3 separate regions of the Mus musculus genome follow, and regions 2 and 3 are each linked to region 1. A link is a loop called in an ENCODE intact Hi-C map of the cell type or tissue named here. Cell type or tissue: heart. All regions are shown on one strand.

Region 1 (8,000 bases):
CGGAGTTCTTCCTTTTGATTATGACTAGCCATGTTAAAAAGGGACTGAGATTTGTGTGTGTTGTCTGCTATCCTGAGGAGCAAAGGGCAAGATAACTTTGGTAGCTGGAACCTTTCCCAGACCCAGTTAACCTTGTTTGGTGTTTAAATAAGGTAACTGATGTGAGCTAGCTGGGTGTCAGTCTTTCCTGGGAAGGTTGGGCCCCTCTGCTCCTTCAGAAAATGAAGGCTTAGCATCTTGTTGAGCTTCTCTGTCTATGGCTGCACCTACGACCAACATCAATCAATAGCACAGGGACACCCTTGCTACTCTAGACTTGACCTGCTCAGACTTTGTTAATCAATGACAAAAGAATTGCTGCTTTGGGGTTACAGTGAGCTTGTGGAAATAAAGATAGATGAGAATTTTTTAAACTAGATATAAGTTTCAAAAAAGAAATACATAATCAACAATCCTGTTGTAATTTCCCCTTGTGTAACGATTTTGATCTATTTTAATATGTTTTTGTGGTGATTGCTCAACTTGTGGCTATGAGGTAACTTTCTTTTTAGATAGAAAACTTTTTTAAAGGGGTACAAAAGAGGGTTAAGAGAAAAAAAATAAATCGCTGGAGCCTGCTTTTGCTTCACCCACTGTGTGTGTGTTTGTTTGTGTGTGTGTGTGTATGTTTGTGTGTGTGTTTGTTTGTGTGTGTGTGTATGTTTGTGTGTGTGTTTGTTTGTGTGTGTGCGTATGTTTGTGTGTGTGTTTGTTTGTGTGTATGTGTTTGTGTGTGTGTGTGTGTTTGTTCGTGTGTGTGTTTGTTTGTGTGTGTGTTTGATTTCCCTCCTTTTCTTTTCTCTAATCGCTGGCTGCATAGGCAGCAACCCTCGTTGGTCACTATCTGAACTGACCCCCCCACATCCACCAGCTCCTCTCAGCACTAACCCCAATCGCTGAGGATACACCTTGCTGCCTGACTTGATTTATCCTGTGGTGTCAAAGCTGGCCTTTGACAACAAACTAAAATAGATTTCCAGCTGTGGTGGCCCATGCAAAACCACAGAGGGCTGAACTTAATCAATGCTAAGACAGGAGGACAGAGTGTCGCTTTGAGGAGAATCAGCTCGACCTGGGGAGAGTGATGTAAGTGATTGTTAGAAGGAGTTAAACGCAGAGAAAAGGCAGGCAGTGCTTTCTGGAGGGACACCTGGCTGCTTGGGGACTGGGGATCACACTTTCGGATGGCCAATCATTGCAGTTGTGCTAACTTTACTGTTTGGTCCCTGCTTTTCAGCTGTTTCACCAACTTCCTCACTCACAGCATCGCTATATTCTTCATGTTCCAAAACCTAGCAGCTTTTATCTAACCCCAACATGGCCACCCTACCTTTGAGACCCAACAGCAGCCTCCCCAAATGGTGTCTGCTCTCTGTCCTTTTTCTTTTTCACCTGACCGGAGTTGGGATATTTTGGGTAAGAGCCTGGGTACTGAAAACAACGTATTCTGCTTCCAATCAAACCACAAACACAGCTGTATCTTCCTGGTAGCCACAGATACACACAGACACACACACACAGAGACACACACACAGACACACACAGACACACACAGACACACACAGACACACACAGACACACACAGACACACACACACAGACACACATAGACACACACACAGACACACATAGACACACATAGACACACATAGACACACACACAGACACACACACAGACACACACACAGACACACATAGACACACATAGACACACACACAGACACACACACACAGACACACACAGACACACATAGACACACATAGACACACACACAGACACACACACACAGACACATATAGACATGCACACACCAACACCTATGTCCCCATCCCCTGTAAATGTGTTCAACCTTCATGCCATGGAAAGTTTGGGCCCCTCTCTATTCCAATAAAGCAATCTCAGCTTGCTGGTATCTAATCTCTCTTCTCTCTCTTCTCTGCCTCTCCTCTCCTACAGTGGCAGTGTGCTCTTCTATCAAGTCCCCAGAGTCACTCTTCATTGTGAGCAGAAGCACAATTCTCACTTCAAAGGGAATAAGCATTTACTCTGGAGACAAAATGAGTGACTATGCCCAGAAACACAGATTTAGATTACCCAAAATAGAGCAAAGGAAGCCACACCCAAAGACACTTGTCAAGCACATCGGTGGAGATGTGAGAGACATGGTTACAGTAAAGTGGGAGCCGTTGGTATAGGCTCAGATGTTACCTGGTGATGCTCTCTGTTTTTGGATCGGTGGAAGCTACCTGTCTGTTAATATATGCCAAGGAGAGCTAGTCTTCTGAGTTATTCGATGGCGAGAAAGGTCAGGGACAGAGGGGAGCAACAGTTATTGTGAGGGCTAAAGATGGAGGGCTGGAGAGATGACTCCTCTCCAGGGAGATCTGATGTTCTCTTTTGACCTTCAGGAGTACCAGGCATGTACAAGGTACACATACATATATACAAGAAAAGCACTAATGTGCATAAAATAAATGGTTCTTCCTTCCTTGCTTCTCTCTCTCTCTCTCTCTCTCTCTCTCTCTCTCTCTCTCTCTCTCTCTCTCTCTCTCATTTTTTCTAGAGGTCTAAAGTGGCTCATAAAAGTGGCTCACAGCATTTCCAACCCTCAGCGGCCACTAAAGCTCTAATCAGCCTTACAGAAGTTTATGTGGAAGTCTCTGCTTCTTTCCAGAAACTTTGATTTTCACAGGCTTGAAAGGGGCTAGCAATTACTGTTCACCCTTTTTTGAAGTTGTTATGCTTCTGGGTTGATTCCCACAGGACATCAATTTTCACTAAATGTCACTGTAATGAGTACATTCTCGAACTGGTTCATTTCACTAACAGGAGAAATAACCTTTCCGATGTTGCTGAAATCCCAGGAGAAGTTGAGTCCCCACCCAGGGGACTGAGACCTCTTCTTCATTACTCTCAGCTTGAGGAGATCGACTTTGAGATCAGTCAAGTCACCATTTCCCAGCCATAGCCTAAGAGGTACCGGGTACCTTTCCCAGGTCCAGGGCCCCGAGAGCCTCTGCAAAGCTGTGGCCTTAGCAGGGCGAGCCTGACTATTCCAGAACACAGACCAGGTCTTTGCTTCAGAGAGCCTTTGGATTTGGAGATGGCTTTCCAGGGTTTCCCCACCCACCACAGTTCCACCGCAGGCTATCAAGTGAGACCCAGGCTATCACGTGAGACGCTGCATCACAGGCCTTGGGTCTCCAGCAAGGCTGGGGGTGGGGGGCAAACACTGAGTCTAAAGCTGATCCTCAGTCATCCTTGGGGTATCTGCTACACACTCTATCTAAATTGGGGCTGTCTCAGACCATCTGTCTTTCTTTGTTCTGTGACTTGGTCATTAAAATCCCTTGCACAATGTGTATAAACAGCCACCAGGGGGCACTCATTACCATAACATCCTTCGTGACCCTAAAATATTCTGCAGGTGTATAGACCAATAGCCTGAACTTCCCCATGTACAGGTCTTTTGGGAACTGCACTCTCTCCTCTCTCCCACTCCCCGTGAGCACAGGGCTCCAGGTGCCGCCTAGCCCTGCCCTCCTCCACCTCACCGACTTCCCTCTGTCCAGTGTGACCTCAGCATTGTTAGCAGCAGAAGCAGCAGTACTGATTGTAATGATGATGGTGAATGACTTGGCCTGCTCATTTAAAAATGCCCGCCAAATCCTTGCAGCCAACCATTGGACTGAGCACGGGTCCGGGATGGAGGAGTTAGAAAGGGAGCTGAGGGGGTTTGCAGCCCCATGTAGGGAGCAACAACAGTGTCAACAGGCCAGACCTCCCGGTGCTCTGGAGGAGTACCAACCAAAGAGTACACAGGGAGGGATCTATGGCTCTGGCTGCATATGTGGCAGCGGATGGCTTTGTTGGACATCAGTGGAAGGAGAGGCCCTTGGGCCTGAGGGTGTTCGATGCCCCAGTGTAGGGGAATGCCAGAAAGACGGGAGTTGATGGTTGGGTGGGGGAGCACCCTCATAGAGGCATGGGGAAGGGGGATTGGATAGGGGGTTTCAGAAGGGGAGACCTGGGAAGGGGAAAACATTTGAAATGTAAATAAAGAAAATAGCCAATTAAAAAAAAAAAAAAAGGCCCGCCAAGCTGTCAGGAGGAAAATAATCATCACGTGACTGGTCGCCATCTTGACTTTGGCATAAGGAGGGTGGAATTATAGTTTCACTCCCATCTTTCTTAAGGGCCACAGCACAGGTGCAAGGAAGTAGGTCTCCAAAAGATACTTTTAAATTGAGATAAGATTTATGGTTCTAGGCTCATAAAAGCTAGTATAGCTAAGAAATACAAGTTGATAGCCACTAACCTTATAAATAATCATATCTTTTCATTTGTTTGGAATTATATTTAAAGTCATGTTGAGAACTGATGCAGTTAATGATTAAAACTTTATTTAGCCTCCTGTTTTATGTTTGCTAGATGTACAGTTTAGAGAAGATAACTAGAAACAGACATAGATTCTAACCCAGATATGCCTAGTAGGTTCTAGCACTCAAACCTGTCAGAGCCCTGCTGAATATGGCATTTAAAATCTTAAAGTTAAGATGCTTAAAATGACAGACTTCCAAATCCTAGCAATGGAACTCCAATGTCTCCAAGAAGTTATGGACACAACAAGAAGGGATTCTAGCTGGATTGTGGCAAGATAGCCACTAAGAAAGATTGCTCAACTGCCTTGCCTGCTCCTGAGGCCTGGCCTTAACTGTGGACAAATAGGGGCACTGGGCATGCCTTGCATTACTTAAGTCAAAGCAAGATCAGTTTCCCCAGTTCTTCCTCCACAGGAAGGCCTCTCAGATTAGCCCGGCCTGGCAGCTAATGATTAATCTGTCTCTGTGACCTGTGTCCCCCCACTAAGCCATGGACATCACAGGATCCTAGTGGGGTGATTGTCTGGGTAATGGGTGAGTCAGTCAGTCATTTTAATTGAGACATGGGCCATTTAGATTATAGTATCCTTCTCAGGTCTTTGAGGGGTCTGAACCCAGTGATCAACAACCTGTGTCTCATGGTAAATAATTGGATAGGAAAAGTTTATGTAAGGTCTGGGAATATGAAAGCTTCCCAAAAAGTAAGGGTCTAAGAAAGTGTTTAAAGGTCTAAGAAGATGTTCTGAGGTGGGTAAATGCAAGTTTCGAAGGATTTATCTTTTTGTAAACTTAAGAAGGTTCTTGTAAGCTTCCGGGAATTTATTTGAATCTACCTCTCACTGGACTGTCGACTAACAGTCTGTTTCTTCCTGCGGATGGGATCTATCCTGGGACCTGCACCTCTCCTCCAACTCCCAAGACCATGGGCCTAAGAGTTTGAAATGTCCACCCCCAAAAACGTTTTTCTCTCTAACCTTTATCTTCTGCCCCTAACTTCCAGGTGTTCTCTCAGAATCTGCATCCAGCAAAGCTCCAAAACAGTTACCCACAGGTGCTCTGGCCCAGCCTCACAGACTGCTTCAACTGAGCCTTCCCGCTCTTACCCACAGATGGTCCCACAGCCTGGACAACAGTGAAGCAAGCAGTTCCTCCTCAGACTTGGCCAGCATCCCAGCCCTTTGTTCACACCCCATAACTGCAGAGCCCTAATGTCAACAGGAAGCCCTCAGACAATTATGCTGCTGACTCTCAATCATTTATAACCTACAAAGGGCTGAAATGTTTGGTTTCCGGCCCAGGGACAAGGGACCGAGGCGCATGTTTTACATATCCAACAAACCCACCTTTAATATAATCTAATCTGGTTTATATGGGCTCATTTCACGGGCAGAGGAATAATCGATTACAATCCACTTAAGCTCATTTTTTAAAGAATAAGATTTATAGATAAGTTATCTATATTTCTTTTTTTTTTTTTTTTTTCTTTTTTTGGTTTTTTTTCGAGACAGGGTTTCTCTGTGTAGCCCTGGCTGTCCTGGAACTCACTTTGTAGAGCAGGCTGGCCTCGAACTCAGAAATCCACCTGCCTCTGCCTCCCGAGTGCTGGGATTAAAGGCGTGTGCCACCACCGCCCAGCTACAAAGATTTATTTGTTATCATTAAGTACACTGTAGCTGTCTTCAGCTGTACCAGAAGAGGGTGTCATATCTCATTACGGGTGGTTGTGAGCCACCATGTGGTTGCTGGGATTTGAACTTAGGACCTTTGGAAGAACAGTCAGTTCTCCTAACCGCTGAGCCATCTCTCCAGCCCCCTCTATATTTCTTAAGAAAGTTTCAGAGCATCCTTTCCTTCTTATGAGCTACTGACATGTTCTGAGGAAATTCCTCTTGTGCCTGTCACCATCTCAGTCCATCTCTCTTGGCTTCTTTGTCTTTTGCAGCTTTCATATACGGCCAGACAAGCTGACACTGCTTTGATTTACCATTCCACTTACCAGGTGAGAACCATATTCATGACTGCCCAGACATCTTATACCTGCCATCTTCTCTCCCTTCAGGGCTTGGGATTAGTCCACTCCACTGTGGACCCAGCATCTGCTATTGTCTGCATTGACCAGACACCATGATGGAGGGATTTGCATTATCCCATCCAATGCATCTGATCAAACCCTTTAAACTTTGTACTATATATGCCCTTTATAATATATATGTCCTTTATACTATATATGCCCTTTATACTATATATGTCCTTTATACTATATATGTCCTTTATACTATATATGCCCTTTATACTATATACCCTTTATACAAATATGCTTTTTGTACTATATATAACCTTTATACAATATATACCCTTTATACTACAAATACCCTTTGTACTATATACACTATATATAATATAAATGTACCCTTTACACTATAAATGCCTTTTATACTGTACATGACATCTATATGAGATATACCCTTTATACTATACATATCCTTTATATGTGTATATATGTACTTTATATTTAATACTTTATACCTGTCATCTTACCTTGACAGAAAAGTATGTGAAGTTGCTGTAATTAAAAACCATTTTTGCAAGTCTGCCTGAGGCAGATTGGGTGCTCCAGACCCCCTCTCATACCTAGAGACAGCCTGACTTCTAGGAGTTCCATCATAACTACGATCACAGGTGAGACCCCCTTCCCCACCCTAATACCTGGCCTAATTGGGTCCCCACAAGGCCCAACAGATGCAGGAACTATTTCCCTGCTGGAGGCTCATCTTCCTTTCTGTCCACAATTTCACCTGAGGCAGACCAGGAACTCCAGCTCACTTGGCCCGCTAACCTGCTCATACCCAGAGAAAGCCTGGCTCTCAGGAGGTCTCCCTTAACCAGGGTCACAGGAGATTTGCTGGAGCCAGGGACACAGGAGGCCCTCCTAACCAGAGACAGCACTGTTTGCCTCCCAGAAGGCCTGCTGACACCCATCTTACAGAGAGCTACCTTCCTACAAGGAGGGACAGGCTAGTCAAAGACAGCAAGGCCAGTTAACACCAGAGATAACCAGATAGTAAATGGTAAACACAAGAACATTAGCAACAGAAACCAATCCCACTCGACACCATAAGAACCCAGTTCTCCCATCACAACAAGCCATGGATAACCTAACACACCTGAAAAGCAAGATTCTGACCTACAATCACAACTCATGAAGATGATAGAAGACATTAAAGAGGACATTTAGAACCATGTCTTCAGTGTCTGTCTTCTTTTGCTGGAGTCTCTGGCACAGTGAAGAGTCTGAGGATGATGATGACTCTGAAGTAGGCTTGAAGGAAGGGGCAGGTGTGGATGTCTCTGTCTATGGAAAAGGGCTGGCACAATTAGCTGGTCTGGCACTATAGAATCCTGTAAATATATAAACAGAGCTTCTCCCGGAAAAACATCCAGTCTTTTATATTATCCAGTTAGTAGGTTTTTATTTTATTAGGGACTACGAACGTTTAAAAAATGTACTTAAAAAATTAAGTATTATAAGAAGATGAATAATTATGATTTCATTTTGTAATTTAGATGTCTATATCTTTT
Region 2 (8,000 bases), 330 kb after region 1:
AAAAGTAGAGATGAATATATTGTAATTGTTATGATTATGATTATTAGAGAAACTACATGTGGGTTTTCTGTGACCACCATAAGCAGTAGAATAACCATTCATGTGAAGCATGAAGGTCTAGTTTAGCATAACTCAGTAGCTGGTGATGATTCAGACTTATAGAGTCTGATACCAGAAAGATTATTTTAGGCATATTTAAACACAGCCCAATTTTAGACAAACATTTTCTAGTGGCAATAAACTCAACCCTTCATGCACAATAAAGCTTAAGACATGACAACATTGAACTCTTTGCAAAGGACTTGTGAGTTCTTTCATAAAGGTGGGTTTTCTATATTGACTACATGTGACATCTTAAGGGTCTGGGAAGGATCTGGTGTGGTTGTGGTCATTCAGGTAGTGCAGAGGTCACCTTATTATCTATTAACCACTTCTGTTCCCATTTGTAAAGTACAGGTGACATCTCCCGCCTCTACCTCCTCAGTGCCTGGATTGTAGGTGTTGTGCCTCCATGTCCTTCCAAGTTTTTATTCTTTAACCAGCCCGATTACCATAATCCTAGCACTTCACATAAGATGTCACTTTTCACACAAATTTTAGATCCATTCACTATGTTGGCAAGCAAGAATGGAGACTGGGGCCAGTTCATGAAATAGGTCCTAACAGCTTTTGCACACAACTATTTCTCTCAAAAGGCAAAGATCATATTCCATATATTTTTCTTAAGGATCATCTTCAGAGCCTGGGAAGATGGCTCAGTCAGAAAAGTGCTTGCCACATAAGTGTGAGAATATGAATTCTGTCCCTCTTTACCTACATAAGAAAGCTGGGCCTGGTAACATGAGCTGTAAACTCAGTTTCAGATAGGTAGAGACTAGTGGGTCCTTGGAGTTTGCTGGTTAGTTAGCCTAACTTAATCTGTGAGCTCCGGATTCAGTGAGAATCTGTCTTTAAAACTACAGAGAACAATATCTTTCTTCTGAGGACAAGATATTGAACATGCTTCCAAGATGAATTAACTTATGCCAGGTATTCTCTTTCTCTCTTCCCCTTCCACTTTTTCCTCTTTCTCCCTCCCTCCCTCCTTTTCTTTCTCTCTCTCTCCTCCCCTCTCCTCTCCTCCCCTCCCCTCCCCTTCCTTCCCTCCCTTCCTTACTCCTTCCCTCTCTTCTTTCTTTCTTTCTTTCTTTCTTTCTTTTCTTTCTTTCTTTCTTTCTTTCTTTCTTTCTTCCTTCCTTCCTTCCTTCCTTCCTTCCTTCCTTCCTTTCTTTCTTCTTTCTTTCTTTCTTTCAGATTTATGTGTATGTGGGTGCCTTCAGACAGCAGAGGCAACACGTCCTCTGCAGCTGGAGTTATAGGCAGTTATGAGCTACACAGTGTGGTTCCCAGGAACAGAACCCAGGGGAATTCTAATTGCTGATCTAGGAAGTCCTAGTTTTGAAAAAGTAGTTTCTACTCAGAAGTTGAAAAAGTGCTAATATTTTATAAAGAAATACTCCTATATTTGCATACGTTAAAGAGTTGACAGCAGCTGGTGAGGTAACACAATCACAAAAGAACTCAAATGATATGTACTCACTGATAAGTGGATATTAGCCCAGAAACTTAGGATACCCAAGATATAAGATACAATTTGCAAAACACATGAAACTGAAGAAGAACGAAGACCAAAGTGTGGACACTTTGCCCCTTCTTAGAATTGGAAACAATCATCAATGGAAGGATTACAGAGACAAAGTTTGGAGCTGAGAGAAAAGGATGGACCATCTAGAGACTGCCATATCCAGGGATCCATCCCATAATTAGCCTCCAAACAATGACAGCATTGCATACACCAGCAAGCGTTTGCTGCAAGGAACCTGATATAGCTGTCTCTTGTGAGACTAGGCCGGGGCCTAGCAAACACATAAGTGGATGCTCTCAGTCAGCTATTGGATGGATCACAGGGCCCCCAATGGAGGAGCTAGAGAAAGTATCCAAGGAGCTAAAGAGATCTGCAACCCTGTAGGTGCAACATTATGAACTAACCAGTACCCCGGAGCTCTTGACTCTAGCTGCATATGTATCAAAAGATGGCCTGGTCGGCCATCACTGGAAAGAGAGGCCCATTGGACACGCAAACTTTATATGCCCCAGTACAGGGGAATGCCAGGGCCAAAAAAATGGGAATGGGTGGGTAGGAAAGTGGGGGGCAGGGTGTGGGGGACTTTTGGGCTAGCATTGGAAATATAATTGAGGAAAATATGTAATAAAAAAAAGAGTTGACAGCTTTCTTTCAAAACTTTAACCAAGACAAATTAATAAGTAAGTTACAGTTGTATTTTTTCAAAGGAGATGGACTCAGGGCTTAAAAGCTCTTGCCACATAATCCTGACCATCTGGCCTGGATCACAGGAGAACAGGGCAGCAGGAGAGGACAGACTCCTACACATATGCTGTGGCATAGATATGCCCCGCTCAAGAAATAAAGTAGTTTTTTAATGGGCCAAATGGGTAACTCTCCAGTGTTTCAAATAGTTGAATGTGACTATTGGATATAAATATTTATTACGCAGTAAAATCTGTTTGGTTTTTTTGATCTCCCCAGGGTTCTCTGTTTCCCAGAACTGTTGCAGGCCTGTGATAAGAAAGGGTAAGAGGTTCAAAGCTGTTAAAAACAATGAATTCATGAAATTCTTAGACAAATGGATGGATCTGGAGGATATCATCTTGAGTAAGGTAACCCAATCAGGAAAGAACACACATGATATGCACTCACTGGTAAGTGGACATTAGCCCAGAAGCTCAGAATCCTTTTTAGAAGGGGGAACAAAATACCCATGGAAGGAGTTACAGAGACAAAGTTTGGAGCAGAGCCTGAAGGAAGAGACTGCCAGAGACTGCCCCACTTGGGGATCCATTCCATAAACAACCACCAAACCCAGACACTAGGCAGATGCCAACAAGAGCCTGCTATAGCTGTCTCCTGAGGGCCTTTGTCAGTGCCTGGCAGATACAGAAGTAGATGCTCACAGTCATTCATTGGACAGAGCACAAAGTCCCCAATGAAGGAGCTAGAGAAAGTACCCAGGGAGCTAAAGGGATCTGCAACCCTATAGGTGGAACATCATTATGAACTAACCAGTACCCCAGAGCTCTTGACTCTAGCTGCATATGTATCAAAAGATGGCCTAGTCGGCCATCACTGTAAAGAGAGGCCCATTGGACTTGCAAACTTTATATGCCCCAGTACAGGAGAACGCCAGGGCCAAAAGTGGGAATGGGTGGGCAGGGGAGTGGGGGGGGGAGGGTATGGGGGACTTTTGGAATAGCATTGGAAATGTAAATGAGGAAAATACCTAATAAAAAATATTAAAAAAAAAAAAAAAAGAAAATCCCTGTGACCTCAGTAAGGTCAGCTTGAATTATGTTTCTAAATCAGAGTGTGCTGAAAGAGAAACGAAACACAAAGTAAACCAGAAGCAAACAGGAAAGTCAGTCTCCAGATGGCGCCAGTGTGGCTCCTGACCTTGAAATGCGTTTCCCAATGAGATTTTGTTAGGCCCTGAGCCAACCAAGCGTGTGTGTATGTACAGAAAGGAGGAGCTACAGGATTAGCTAAATACTGAAACCTCCCCACGTATTTGTGCCTCTCAGCTTTCAAGTTTCAATCCTGTAGTGGAAACTCAGCTCCTCAGCTCTGAGATGTGTGTCACAAAGGCTTCCCTACCTATGCTTAGTCCCACAGGCAGCCCGCAGGAGGTAGAAGTGGGTAAGTATTCAATAGTATTTGAACCAATGGGAGGGGCAGAGAGGAGTTTCAAACAGGGCAGGAAGGCAAAAGAGTTGAACCTTGAACAAAAGATTAAGAACAGAAGGGCGTCTGTGAGCCCGTCACTGTGGGTCTGCAGAGCAGGAGAATGCAGTCGGGATTAGCTATGAGGTTGTTACATTAGTTATTCTATCGGAGCATACAATACTCGAATAGTTCTCAGGCAAGAGAAATGAGCAGCGAGTCACCTTCTAACTGCCAGAGCTGTAGCCACAGCGTTCTCGCTTTGTACTTAGCTTGCTAGTCCACTCTTCCCAGGGATCTGGTAAGTTACAGTCTGGTGGATTACATCAAATTGCTGTAGTAAACGTTTGCTTTAAGTCCCTGAGTGAAGGAAACTCAGACAACAGCTTTGCAATGTGCATAGTGGCAGAAGTTGCCTGGGAAGCTTGGAGCTTGTGTTTTGCAGATCCATTGTAATTAAAATAGAATTGTAAGGGGGTGGCTTGGGGTGGGGTGGGGGTGGGGGGCGCTGAACCTACTCAGGACCAAATCCTTTCTGTTTTGAGCTCTTGATAAGTTACAGAAAAAGAATATAATGGGGTTTCCTACTTAATTCTTCAGAAAGGAAGCAAAATTGTGTTTCTTGTGTTTCAAACTGTCTATGCTCCATTATATTGTGTTCCTTTATTTTCCTTTTCCCCCTCATTCCTGTTTCTTCACATTAATTTTTTTTTTTTTAATTTGTGGAAAGACTACTGAATTTTGAGAAAGTAAGATTGACATCTATCAAAATACAAAATTCCCAACAAATGCTAATGTTTATCACTTAAACCAAGTATTCTGAAATAATAATAATAATAATAATAATAATAAATTATAATAAATTATTATTACTGAGGATGATGATGACTGACTGACTGATTGATTGATTGATTGATTCTTTGGCAAAGTCTCATACTTTACCCCAAGCTGGCCTGGAACTCCTGCTCCCTCTGCCTCAGCAGGGTTGACTTTTTAAAATCAAATACACAAATATTTAGCCATTGGAAACATTTCCTGAGAATGTGGAGCTTCTGTCTCAAGTGCAGCTGTTGCATAGCTAGCTGCAGGCATTTTGAAGCCTGTCTTGTGAATGTGGAGCTCCTGTCTCAAGTGCAGCTGTTGTATAACTAGCTGCAGGCATTACACAACTTCACTCCTTTGAAGCAGTAGCTTGTTTTATCATTGAAACAGTTTTTAAGTAAGCTAAAAACCAGGCCAGCAATACTTCATTTCTTTGGGTTTTTTGAGAGATCATTTCCAACATTACTTTTAAATAAAGACAGGAAAGTTATGTTCAAATTGTGCTATGGAACACATTCGAATTTAGAAGGAGATCTGTGTGTATACAGCAAAATTCCTGTTTACATATTAGAAGGAAACAGACAGTATCAGAATTATACTGGTGTAAACACAGAGGATTATCTGTAAATCTTACTCTTAATATCATATAAGAAATGCTGGTGTAGAACTCTAAATAAATAAAATTACCATTCTGAGTTTTTGAAATGCCCAATAACCATAAATGTGTTCCTTTAATTCCTAACTTGTTAAGAGTTCTTGTTATTTTAGACTAATATTATTTTTTTCACATGATTTTGGTAAGCTTGTTAAAATGCTCCCATATTTTTATCCATTAGTTATGTCAGTGTGTTCTATTACATTTATGTGCCTTTATTAATTTATTTACTGACTAGGTTCTCTGAGACTGATCCTTACATAGTCCAGGTTGAGTTCAAACTTCTAATGTAGCCAAGGCTAGTCTTGTACTCCTGACTCCAGCTTCTGCCTCCCTAGCACTGGAAATATAAAAGTGTACCAACCTGTTTGTCTCGTTGACTGGAGCAGGAGTTACACAGGTGGTTATGAGGTGCCCCTTTAGGAGCTGAGATTTAGGAGCTAACTCCTGTCCTCTAGAAGAGCAACAATTGATCTTAACTCCTCAGCCATCTCTGCAGCCTCCTGCTGATCCCAGTCTGTCCCCATCCTTGGCACTCAGTGTTATTCTCAGTCCTAGCCAGTCTATTCTTAGGGAGCAAAATCTATGAATAGCTTGGATGTTGTTTGCTTTCAGCCTGATCTTCACTCTTTCTGTTTCTTGTTTCTTCATTGGCCCTTTGTTCAATGACTGGAAGACTCCATGTTTCCCTTTCATCTAGTCTTCTGTGAGCATTAGACATCATTTATAAACCAGGACCTTCTGTGAAGGGGTTTGCAATGGGTGAATACAAGCCAAATCTACAGATAATTCTTTTTCTTTAAATGTTTTTTGAGATTGGTGTTCTCATATTTATATTTTCAGGTAAAATTCTCCAAGGAAAAAGGCACGGAACCATCTCCCCTGAGTCTTGTGCTAAGCTTTACTGCTACTATGGAGTGATCATGGTCCTCACTGTAGCTGTAATTGCTCTTTCTGTTGCTTTGTCAGGTAAGTGACTTATTCTCCAAATTATGTGACACTTTGTCCACATTCACAAGGTCAGTTATACTTACTGACCACTGTGACCCAGGCATTGTGGGAAGGGCTCTGGAGAAATCACACTGGAAATTCCTGTTCTCTGGGAACTTAGGTTCTAGCTGGAAGGTGCAGTGAAGGAACACACAGTCTGTGGTGTACACAGGAGTCTTGGCTTGGCATCTGTGAGAAGATGACATTCAATAAGCTCTCAACTGAGATGTCAGGGACATAAATCTCCTTGGGGAACTGTTCAAGGCAGAGAATAAAGAGAGGAAATTTCAAAGTAGGAACCTCAAAGGTGAGGACAGGGAAGAGTAATATGGCCAGGAAGATACAGTGCCTCCCACCATGACCTAGTTTAGTTACCAGGCTAAACTGAATTTTCAAAGTATTAAATGGAAAGTTTCTGAAGTAAGAAATTTATAGGATTTTAGTACCACAATATCAGAATAGTGCAATACAATCTTGCACTGTCCTCTTAAGTATTTGAAGTCATCCTTTAGTGCAATGTGTCTGCACCGTATATACTACCTACACAAAAGTTCTCACAGCAATCTCAATTATCAGGCTGGGTGTCAGTAGGTGTCCCTACAGAGTGCTTGCTGCTGTAGCAATCCCTACTGTAGTCAATGGTCATCCAAAAGCTCAGAAAGTGATATAGAAGTGATATAGTGTTATAGAAGTGCACTTCCTGGGAGCCCTACTGACAGTGAGCACCTGAGAGAGAATGGGACACAGGCCCACGGTGGGAGGCCTTTAGTTAAAGGCCCATCAGATCAGTTAGGAAAGCTATCATCAGATTCACACCTCACAGCTGAGCTCAGGAGGGTGTGCCAAAACGAGAGAAGACCTGCTTGCCATGATCCATTGTATTCTCTACATTTTAGCAACAAAGACAGAACAGATCCCAGTCAACAAGACCTATGCTGCTTGCCCGCAAAACTGGATTGGAGTTGAAAATAAATGTTTTTATTTTTCTGAATACCCAAGTAACTGGACATTCGCCCAGGCCTTCTGCATGGCACAAGAGGCCCAACTAGCTCGGTTTGACAACCAGGATGAGCTGGTAAGCAATGGGCAGGGATTGGTTTGTCTGTCTGTTCTGTTGAATATTATATTGCCTTGAGATAGAGAGTTACAGATGAGGCCTGAGGAAGGATCCCATCCCAAGCACATGGAGACATAGGGAATGTGAGTGTGTGCCATTTGCTGATGCTTGACTTCTGACTGGAGCCCTGAGACAGTCAAGAAACTTTCTCTCATGAAGTGTTCATAGTCAGTTGGAAGGTCAGATATGCCATTTTACTGGATACCTGGTGGTCATCAGTGTTTTCCCATATGCTGGCACTTGTTGTGTACAGAAGGAAGCAACTGTTAATAACTGCAATGGGAGGTTAACCCAGAACTGAGTAATGTGACCCTCAGTTACACCCTCCTGTTATCTCTAGAGGAATCTGTGGAGTGGAGAGATTCCAGGATCATCTGAAACAAAGAGACACATGTATTCTTGGTTTTTGTGTTTTATGACAGAATTTCCTAATGAGATACAAGGCGAATTTTGATTCCTGGATTGGCCTGCACAGAGAGTCGTCAGAGCACCCTTGGAAGTGGACAGACAACACTGAGTATAACAACACGTATGTTTTCACAAAGTTTTTCCTTCTATTATGTTCATGTGTTGTGATATGTGTGAGTTGTGGCTATGGGAGATGAAAGGCAGTGTCATGTGAAGCCAATTGTACTGGGAAG
Region 3 (8,000 bases), 210 kb after region 1:
GAAATTGTATCCCCGTGCATGCTATTTAGTGCATTCCCATGCACACTATTAAAGTCTTACCTTTATTTTCAAAATCTAATATTTTAATGTCAAGAGTTTAATAAATGCTTTATAGTATCTTAAAGGGATCTACTTATTGGCTTATAGATTGATCCTAAAACAGCTACCTTATTAGAAAAGGGAAAAACAGGTTTTCTCCACAGAACGCTGCAGAAGCATATTAGTAAATTCGTGTGACGAGCTGGTAGGTAAGTTGACTCATGTCCTGATTGAATTGACTAAAAAACTAAATTAAATTCATGTTTTAGATCCATCCTTACTTGTCATTTTTCCAGTTTAGACTAGCTTCTAGCCTTTTAACTTTATGGCAATAGTACATCAGAGACTGTATATTCAGACTTAGTAAAATTAGTCATTTAATAGAGTCATAATGATTTTTCTCCTTTCTTCAGTGTGACCAGCCATTCTAACTCAATCTTAGACTGGTCCTAATATTCAGTCCAATGTTAGAGATTCCTATATTCTAAATTACCTAGCAAGTTAATTCAGAGCACATCCCCCACTTCCCCTAGATCCCTAACCTCAGAAGGATTGCTGGCCTTACAGCTAGTGGAAAAAGCTATTAAAGAGCAATTGGTCACTTAATACATTGGTAAAATAGAAGGACCCCCTGACTAACGAATAGAAGGGTCCAGATCCAGTTCTAATTTGGGGTAGGGACTCAGTTTGTGTTTTTTCACGAGATGAAGATAGAGCGCAGTGGCTGCCAGATAAATTAATTTGTTAGATGAACACAGATTCTAAATCTTCTAAAGTATCACCTTGAGGACTAAAATTCCTCTTTTGCTTAAAAGTCGGCTTGAGGACTCAGGCTCCGAAAAAAGCTACTCTCTGAGCCAGCTCCCGACAGGAGGCCGGAGACTAGCCTCAGCTTTACAATTTGCATTTAAATAAAGTACCTAGAGTTCCCCAAAAGAAGTTCTGCTTTCCTACTTTCTCACTGTCCGAGATTTTGTCTTTCAAGCAGGTAAATCAACATTCTCGAGGCAGACCAGCGGATGTGCATCCCCGCGCCCCTAGAGCACACAGGTGGCTGCTGTTATCTCCTTTCCAAGGACATTTCCAGCACGTGGTTTTCAGTCTGAGTTAAAAATTTAGGTTTACCTAGAGGGCTAGAAGAGTAGATATTTCTATATTAATAAAGATTGGTTTTTATTTTGATAGACAGGCTTAGCCCCTTAGCTGACCTCTGGCTTTTCACCCTTGCTGTTACTGCAAGGTGTCCTTAGGCTGTGGAAAAAACAGGGATGAGGAGGAACGACTTCCAGCTCCTATTTTAGCCACAAATCGTGGTGTTACTAACGACATAATTCTTGCTTAGGCTTTGCTAATTCTGAGGTTGATAATTCTCCTTTAGGAGCTGCACAGCACTCAAAACTGTGCATACTGGTTTGTGATTGTACAAATTCAGTATGGGCACCGCTTGGTGCAGAGATACTGCAAGGGAAGGTCCGGCTTGACCATTTCTGAGTTTCCTGTGAGATAAACCCGGTTTGAAAGAGGTTGGTACCAAATTTTGGTTAAAAATAAAAAATATTTTCCGGCTCTACCTCGCCTCCCCAAAAGATACCCAGAGCCACATGTGTGGGTTTTATCAATACCCACGGGAGGAATCGGGTCCATGTCCACCCAAGCCAAGGTTAAAAGCCCACTCATCTATGGATGAGAAAATCATTTGATCACCTCAGTTAAGCGTTGCCTTATTTAACTTAATCAATAGGGGGGAGAGAGATTGGAGACGTACTATTGAAAGGGCAAGCCCTTCACTGCCTCCCACCCAAATAAAAAAGCCAATTGGCCTTGTACTACAAGAGCCGGTCGAACTCCTTCTCCCTGTTTCCCACCTATCATTCAAAAAAGCGGAGAAATATCAACTTAGTGTTATTATAGTGTATTTCACATTTGTTCAGTCAAACTTAGCCAGAGTTCCAACGCCCTACTTAAAATTCAACTAGAAAGTTACCTACCAAGTACTAATTAGCATTATAAAGTCAGAGCCTACAGCTCCAGGCTTTTCAGTTAGTTGTTTATTAAGAAAGGACAGTCTTAGCCAGATACATTTTACCATAAGAAAAGTTAAGGAATCCCACAAAAGCAGGTTTTTTCTTTAGCCCTAGATTCCAGGCAGAACTATTGAACATAGATAATTTTTCCCCCTCCTGCCAGCTCTTTCTTTTTTTTAAGTTTTGTTAATAAAAGGGAGGAAATGTAGTCTCCCCTCCCCCAGCCTGAAACCTGCTTGCTCAGGGGTGGAGCTTCCTGCTCATTCGTCCTGCCACGCCCACTGCTGGAACCTGCGGAGCCACACACGTGCACCTTTCTACTGGACCAGAGATTATTCGGCGGGAATCGGGTCCCCTCCCCCTTCCTTCATAACTAGTGTTGCAACAATAAAATTTGAGCCTTGATCAGAGTAACTGTCTTGGCTACATTCTTTTCTCTCGCCACCTAGCCCCTCTTCTCTTCCAGGTTTCCAAAATGCCTTTCCAGGCTAGAACCCAGGTTGTGGTCTGCTGGCCGGACACAACAATACTCCAGATATGTACTTCTGCCAACCAACAGACTAAGCTTTCCTGCATACTGCCTATGCCTTAGGGTGAGATCTCCCCCCTTTTCCTCGGATCTTTCCCTCTTTCTGGGATCTCTCCTCCTTTTCCTGGGTTCTCCCCCTTTTCAGGGCCTTCTTACTGGCCTTGGGACTCCTGTTTCTAACTATTGGGACCATAAACCTAAAAGATTCAAATGTATTTCCAAGGTAAAATAATTCACCCTCTCCCCCAAATAAATAAAATAAAATAAAATAAAATAAAATAAAATTCCCCTAAACTACTTAACATTACCTGTGCCCTTAGTCTGTCTGTCCCAGCAGTTTTCAAATCAACTACAGACTGCTCCAAAACTACAGCACTAGCACCAGCCATTCTTTGGAATCTATATCCTCGTCCAGTTTCACAGACTACATTTTCCTGTGGTACAGCAAGTGAAACAGCCTGCTCTTCCCAATTTAGCAACCCAGCTTCTTTGGGTCTCTTAACAACAATGCACCAATTTCTGCATGACTCATTCAGTAAGAACAATGCCTACCTAACATGTCGTGACCCAATAATAAAACAAAAAACTTGTAATGAAGCGGCACTCTGTTCAGCTTGAGCATGGGAATATGTCTTTAACAGCCTTCCCCTTCTCCCCATTCATCCTGCCTTGCTAAAAATTGTCACAGGATTTTAACCAGCCACAGTTATGAAACTATAAGGTTAGAATAATTGGGATAAAGCTTTTTATTATTATCAATTGGCTCTGAAATTATTGTATTGGCATCTTGTAAATTTTGATTTTATTGATATATAAATCTGATTGGTTAACTATAAGCATAACAGTTTTAATTCTACCAGATAATTGGGTGATGTGATGGCAGACTGTGGGGTGCTTAGGGCTTTGCATAGTAGCAAGAGGAACTGGGTGGGTGGGAGCCACCGCAGAGTTGGCAGGGTGAGAGACCATTGAGTGAGATGGCCTGCGGGAGCCCTGTGGCCCGTCAGTTGCTGGTACTAGTGCAAGAACATGTCAGTTCACATTTTTAAAATTTCCTACAACACAAAGTCACTAGATTATATTCACAAATCTAGCTCCCAAGATCTGTTTTCTTCTTTGCTAACTGACTTCTCCTGAGGCTGACTAATAAGTTAAAGTTATCAAAATATTGAAGTCCAGAAACCAAATTCCCACTTTGACTGACCTAATTAACTTGTCTGATCAAAATTAGACACCTCATTCTATACTGTTTTCCCTTGTAACTTTATAAGCTGCCATTTTCCTATGGGCTGTATCTGTCTCTTTTCTATACAGAGAGAGTTCTTTGTCCCACTCTTTGACAAATATCCCTTGACTATCTATCTCCCCTGTCCCCATTCTCTCCTTTCATTTGTTCTCTTCCCCTTGTCCTTCTTTTCCTATCTTCTGTCTCTGTTACTTATCTCTGCTTTCAATCTCTGGGACAATTCACCTTAGTGCTGAGAACTTGGTCTTGGAAGTCCTGAGCCATATTTTGTCTTTCAAGGGCCACATCTTTCATCTCAGTCAGGGTACTGTGGGCACAGGGTAGGACATAACAGATGGGTCATTACCATGCCCTTTGTTCTATGGATAAGAGTGATATGGTCACTATACTTTTGGTTGTCCTATTCTGTCTCCCTGTGGAAAAGGCCTAAAACCCCTGTGTTAGGACTTTAGTCATGGAAATTAAGAAAGATTGGAACCAGGGAGCTCATAGACAATCTATCCATTGAGACTCAACCCACCTTCCAGGTAGATTTATGTAAAATATTGCATCCAGAAGCTATTGGGGAATTGTTTGCTCAATCCTGTGAAGGAGAATACTCCTGGGGATGTGGATCCACTGGTGAAGAGAAAGGGCTCCTGTTTATCCAGTACTATGCCTTCCTGTCTGACTCTCTCTGCCCCCTAGCCCTGAGCTGCCAGAAGCCAGGCAAATATCATTGTTCTTGATGCCATAGTGAAATTGAGTCCTCTTGGGGACCCATTGATCCCTTTATAGTGATATGAAGGAAACCATCAGCACCCTCTTGTGGTCATAAGCAGTACAATCCATTGATCCCTTTATAGTGATATGAAGGAAACCATCAGCACCCTTCTGTGGTCATAAGCAGTACCATCCAAAATCCATAAAGGTTAGGGCCTGGCGTGAAGCCAAAGATCATTATCTAGAAGCTGGTAGAATATGGGGAGTCAGGTTATACCTAAATGGTCCAGACCCAGGCAACAAATTTACTATTCAAAAGAAAGCTGCCACTGGAGTCATCCAGCCTATTGGTCTAAACAAACCTATCTTGTTACCACTGAAATATGAACCTGTGAGGAGCGGGTGTGCTGGCAGTCCCAAAGGCACCAGGGACTGCAGCTAAGTCTTATGACTTGCACCTGACTTCCTCACCTGAATATAAGCCACAACCATCGTGAGAGCTGCGCAGGTGTACCAGGATACTGGTGAATCCATTTTGATGGAGATATGCCCCTGCTGCCCTGATTAGCTGAAGCTGCGTACCTGGTGAGGTGGCGTGGCCTGCTGTGCGTGGATGGGAACTGAGAGTATAAAAGAGTGAGAGGCCCAGGGTTCAGGGGAGATATAAACAAGGGAGAGATATAAACAGGGGAGATATAGAGAAAGAAGAAACAGGACTGAATAAACGTGTGCAGATGGATCCTGTAGCAGCGTCGTTCTTCCTGGCCAGTTGGGCATGCGCAAGAAGTGGTGCCGAAACCCGGGACCCAGGACAAGGGGACAAGAAACATCTTCAGGCACGAGCGAAGACCCCCTGCTACAGGGAGGATTCAGAACTGCATCACGAAGAAGAAGGGGTTAATAAAGGTTCCCGTAAAACAGACTGTTGAGAAGGATCTGGCGTGGATTCAGAACTTTCAGCAGTCAGTGGTTGCAGGCAGGGTAAGTTCAAGGTAAGTGAAACTTGCGACCCCAGGAGTTTGGGGAGGACCTCGGATAAAATAGAGGCAAGTATAAAGTTGCCAAGAAGCAGGCACAAGGTAACGAAAGGTTCCTGGTTTTGGGACAAGTTAAGGGTCACGGTTTTGGGACAAGTTAAGGAACTAGGATAACCTCAGTATAGTGATCAATAGATCCTCGCTGTGTAGTTATGCTTTTTTTCTCCCATTGACCCTTTGTGGGTAGGTCTGATAGTTTTGGTCTTGTTTGTTCTGATATATGGACTCTGTTACTGTTTGAAACTGTGTGTAGAGGCAGTCAAGACAGGTCAGAAAATCCTTACAGAGCAACACGAGAGTATGTCGGAAGAGGAGAAGGGCTTAAAAAGAAAAAGGAAAAAGAAAGGAGACACAGTGTTATCAGGTGGACAGAAAGGACAAAATAAAAGAGCTGAGGCAGAGGAGGAAGGCGAATTAGCTTCTGCTCCCCCTCCCTATGCGTCCTCGTCAGCCGTCTATGGGCAGACCTTCTGTCCGGAGGTCTGGAAAGAGGTTAGACTCTCCTTGCTGGGATGTCCTATTTTCACTGACCAAGCAGGGCAGAGATATTAGGAGCCCATTTAGTGATTGCCATATGCAGGGATCCATCCCATAATCAGCTTCCAAACGCTGACACCATTGCATACACTAGCAAGATTTTGCTGAAAGAACCCAGATATAGCTCTCTCTTGTGAGACTATGCCAGGGCCTAGCAAACACAGAAGTGGATGATCACAGTAAGCTATTGGATGGGTCACACGGCCCCCAATGGAGGAGCTAGAGAAATTACCCAAGGAGCTAAAGGGAACTGCAACCCTATAGGTGGAACAACAATATGAACTAACCAGTACCCCGGAGCTCTTGTCTCTAGCTGCATATGTATCAAAAGATGGCCTAGTCGGCCATCACTGCAAAGAGAGGCCCATTGGACTTGGCAAACTTTATATGCCCCAGTACAGGGGAACACCAGGGCCAAAAAGGGGGAGTGGGTGGGTAGGGGATTGGGGGGGTGGGTATAGGGGACCTTTGGTATAGCATTGAAAATGTAAATGAGGAAAATACCTAATTTAAAAAAATGCCTTGGTAGAAATAATAATAAAAAAAAGTAATCAGGAATTTTGCTGAGTCTGTGCAGATGTACAGCTTAACTGCCTCCTATACTGTGGCTCAAGTAGAGGCCTTGAATAGACACTGTATGATGCAGTCAGATTGGGCAGGCTTGGTGAAGGCATACCTTTCACCTGGGCAGTATTTAGATTGGAAAGCCTTCCTTATTGAATTTACAAATGAACAGGCAGTGGCTAACTCTGCTGCAGGAAATCCAGCATGGGATAGGGATATGCTGCTTGGTCAAGGTCGATTTGCACAACAACAAACAGGATATCCACTGCAGGTGTTTGAGCAGGTGAATCACATTGCTATAAGGGCACGGAAATCATTGCCCAACAGAAGGAAGTTAATGAAAACTTGACTCTCATATTGACTCCCCAGATGGACACATAGGTGATTGAGGTTATGGTCTCATTACCACGAGGTATTGTGTCCATCTCCCCTGGGGATCGACCAGATCAGGTGTTGATGTGGGCGAGAGGGTCTGTTTGTGTGTTTCCACAGGACCAGATGGAACCTCTTTGGGTGCCGGAGAGATTGGTGAGATGCTGCAAGAATGAGGCTCCTGATCCAGTTGCCCCTGTGGATGTGGTGGATGGTCCCACAAGCACAAACGATGGAGCCGAGATGGGAGATCCTTTTGGTGTTCCAGAAGCCAATACCAGCTCGACATGACGTTCAAATTTTTCAATGCCTTTTTGATCCCTGAATTCCCCTTAAAGAGATAGTCCCTCTGGCTATCTATCCCTTGCTTCAGGGAAGATGAGTGGGGATGAGAGCCCTGGGATGTATGCTTGTTATAGTGTGTGTGTGTGTTGTGTGTTTGACACATGTGTTAGGTACAGAGTGTGCGGGCCCGCACTTTTGCCATAGTAGCGTAGGCTTTTGCTGCAGTGGAGGCGGGACAATCTCCTCAGATTCGGTTTGCTGCTCTAAAAGAAATTATGCTGCGTTATGCCATGGGTTGCGAGGCTAAGCACTGCACAGAGGATAGCTTGCTGTTGGCATCCTGTGGAAGGCATGTCTGATTGCATAAAGGTTCAGTGTCCTAGTTCCCTTCCCCCAGGAAAAACGACATGGGAGTTGGCCAAGACCTCTCTGGGTGATGAGCCCAAGGGATGGTTTTGTGTAGGGCCCCTATGCTTGCACACTGGGGATCAGACCTCTACCTTCACCCATGAGACTTGCTTGCAGCAATTAAGATCTGGCCATAGATAAATCAACATCCTGGCCTTTTGATGCACCTGCCGCAAGCAAAACACAATCTCCCCAGGTGTGGCTTGGCATGATAGAGAGGTAGTCAGTGATAAGACTCCCTGGGCATGTCACCAACC

The links. Peaks named below come from ENCODE experiments on the same cell type or tissue, not always from the same donor. Only the 100,000 strongest peaks of a DNase experiment are listed, where the experiment ranks them.
Region 2: it touches region 1 in a loop (3-fold over the local background); 14 of 42 quality-filtered maps call a loop at or near these places.
Region 3: a loop joins it to region 1, with 10 times the contacts of the local background. A loop is called at or near these places in 31 of 42 quality-filtered maps.

What each region holds. Positions count from the first base shown.
Region 1 is chr6:128,850,839-128,858,838 of GRCm38, forward strand. The region is part of intron 2 of BC035044 (cDNA sequence BC035044); the gene reads right to left. Gm34849 (a long non-coding RNA gene) reads left to right here and starts at 6,195. Exons shown (of 3, transcript XR_378059.1): 1 at 6,195-6,420; 2 at 6,968-7,100. In heart, CTCF peaks have their summits at 3,406 (motif pointing right) and 5,540; DNase peaks (open chromatin) are centred at 3,493, 3,863 and 5,583; H3K27ac peaks cover 386 bases.
Region 2 is chr6:129,176,997-129,184,996 of GRCm38, forward strand. Clec2d (C-type lectin domain family 2, member d) reads left to right here and starts at 3,619. Exons shown (of 5, transcript NM_053109.3): 1 at 3,619-3,751; 2 at 6,096-6,221; 3 at 7,139-7,317; 4 at 7,782-7,888. The coding sequence starts at 3,685. In heart, CTCF peaks have their summits at 3,487 (motif pointing right) and 3,692; DNase peaks (open chromatin) are centred at 3,035, 3,705 and 4,875; H3K4me3 peaks cover 1,017 bases; H3K27ac peaks cover 931 bases.
Region 3 is chr6:129,062,533-129,070,532 of GRCm38, forward strand. No RefSeq gene overlaps it. Among named protein-coding and RNA genes, the nearest start is that of Klrb1f, 21 kb to the left of the region's middle. In heart, a CTCF peak has its summit at 4,666 (motif pointing left); no DNase peak of the experiment used is centred here.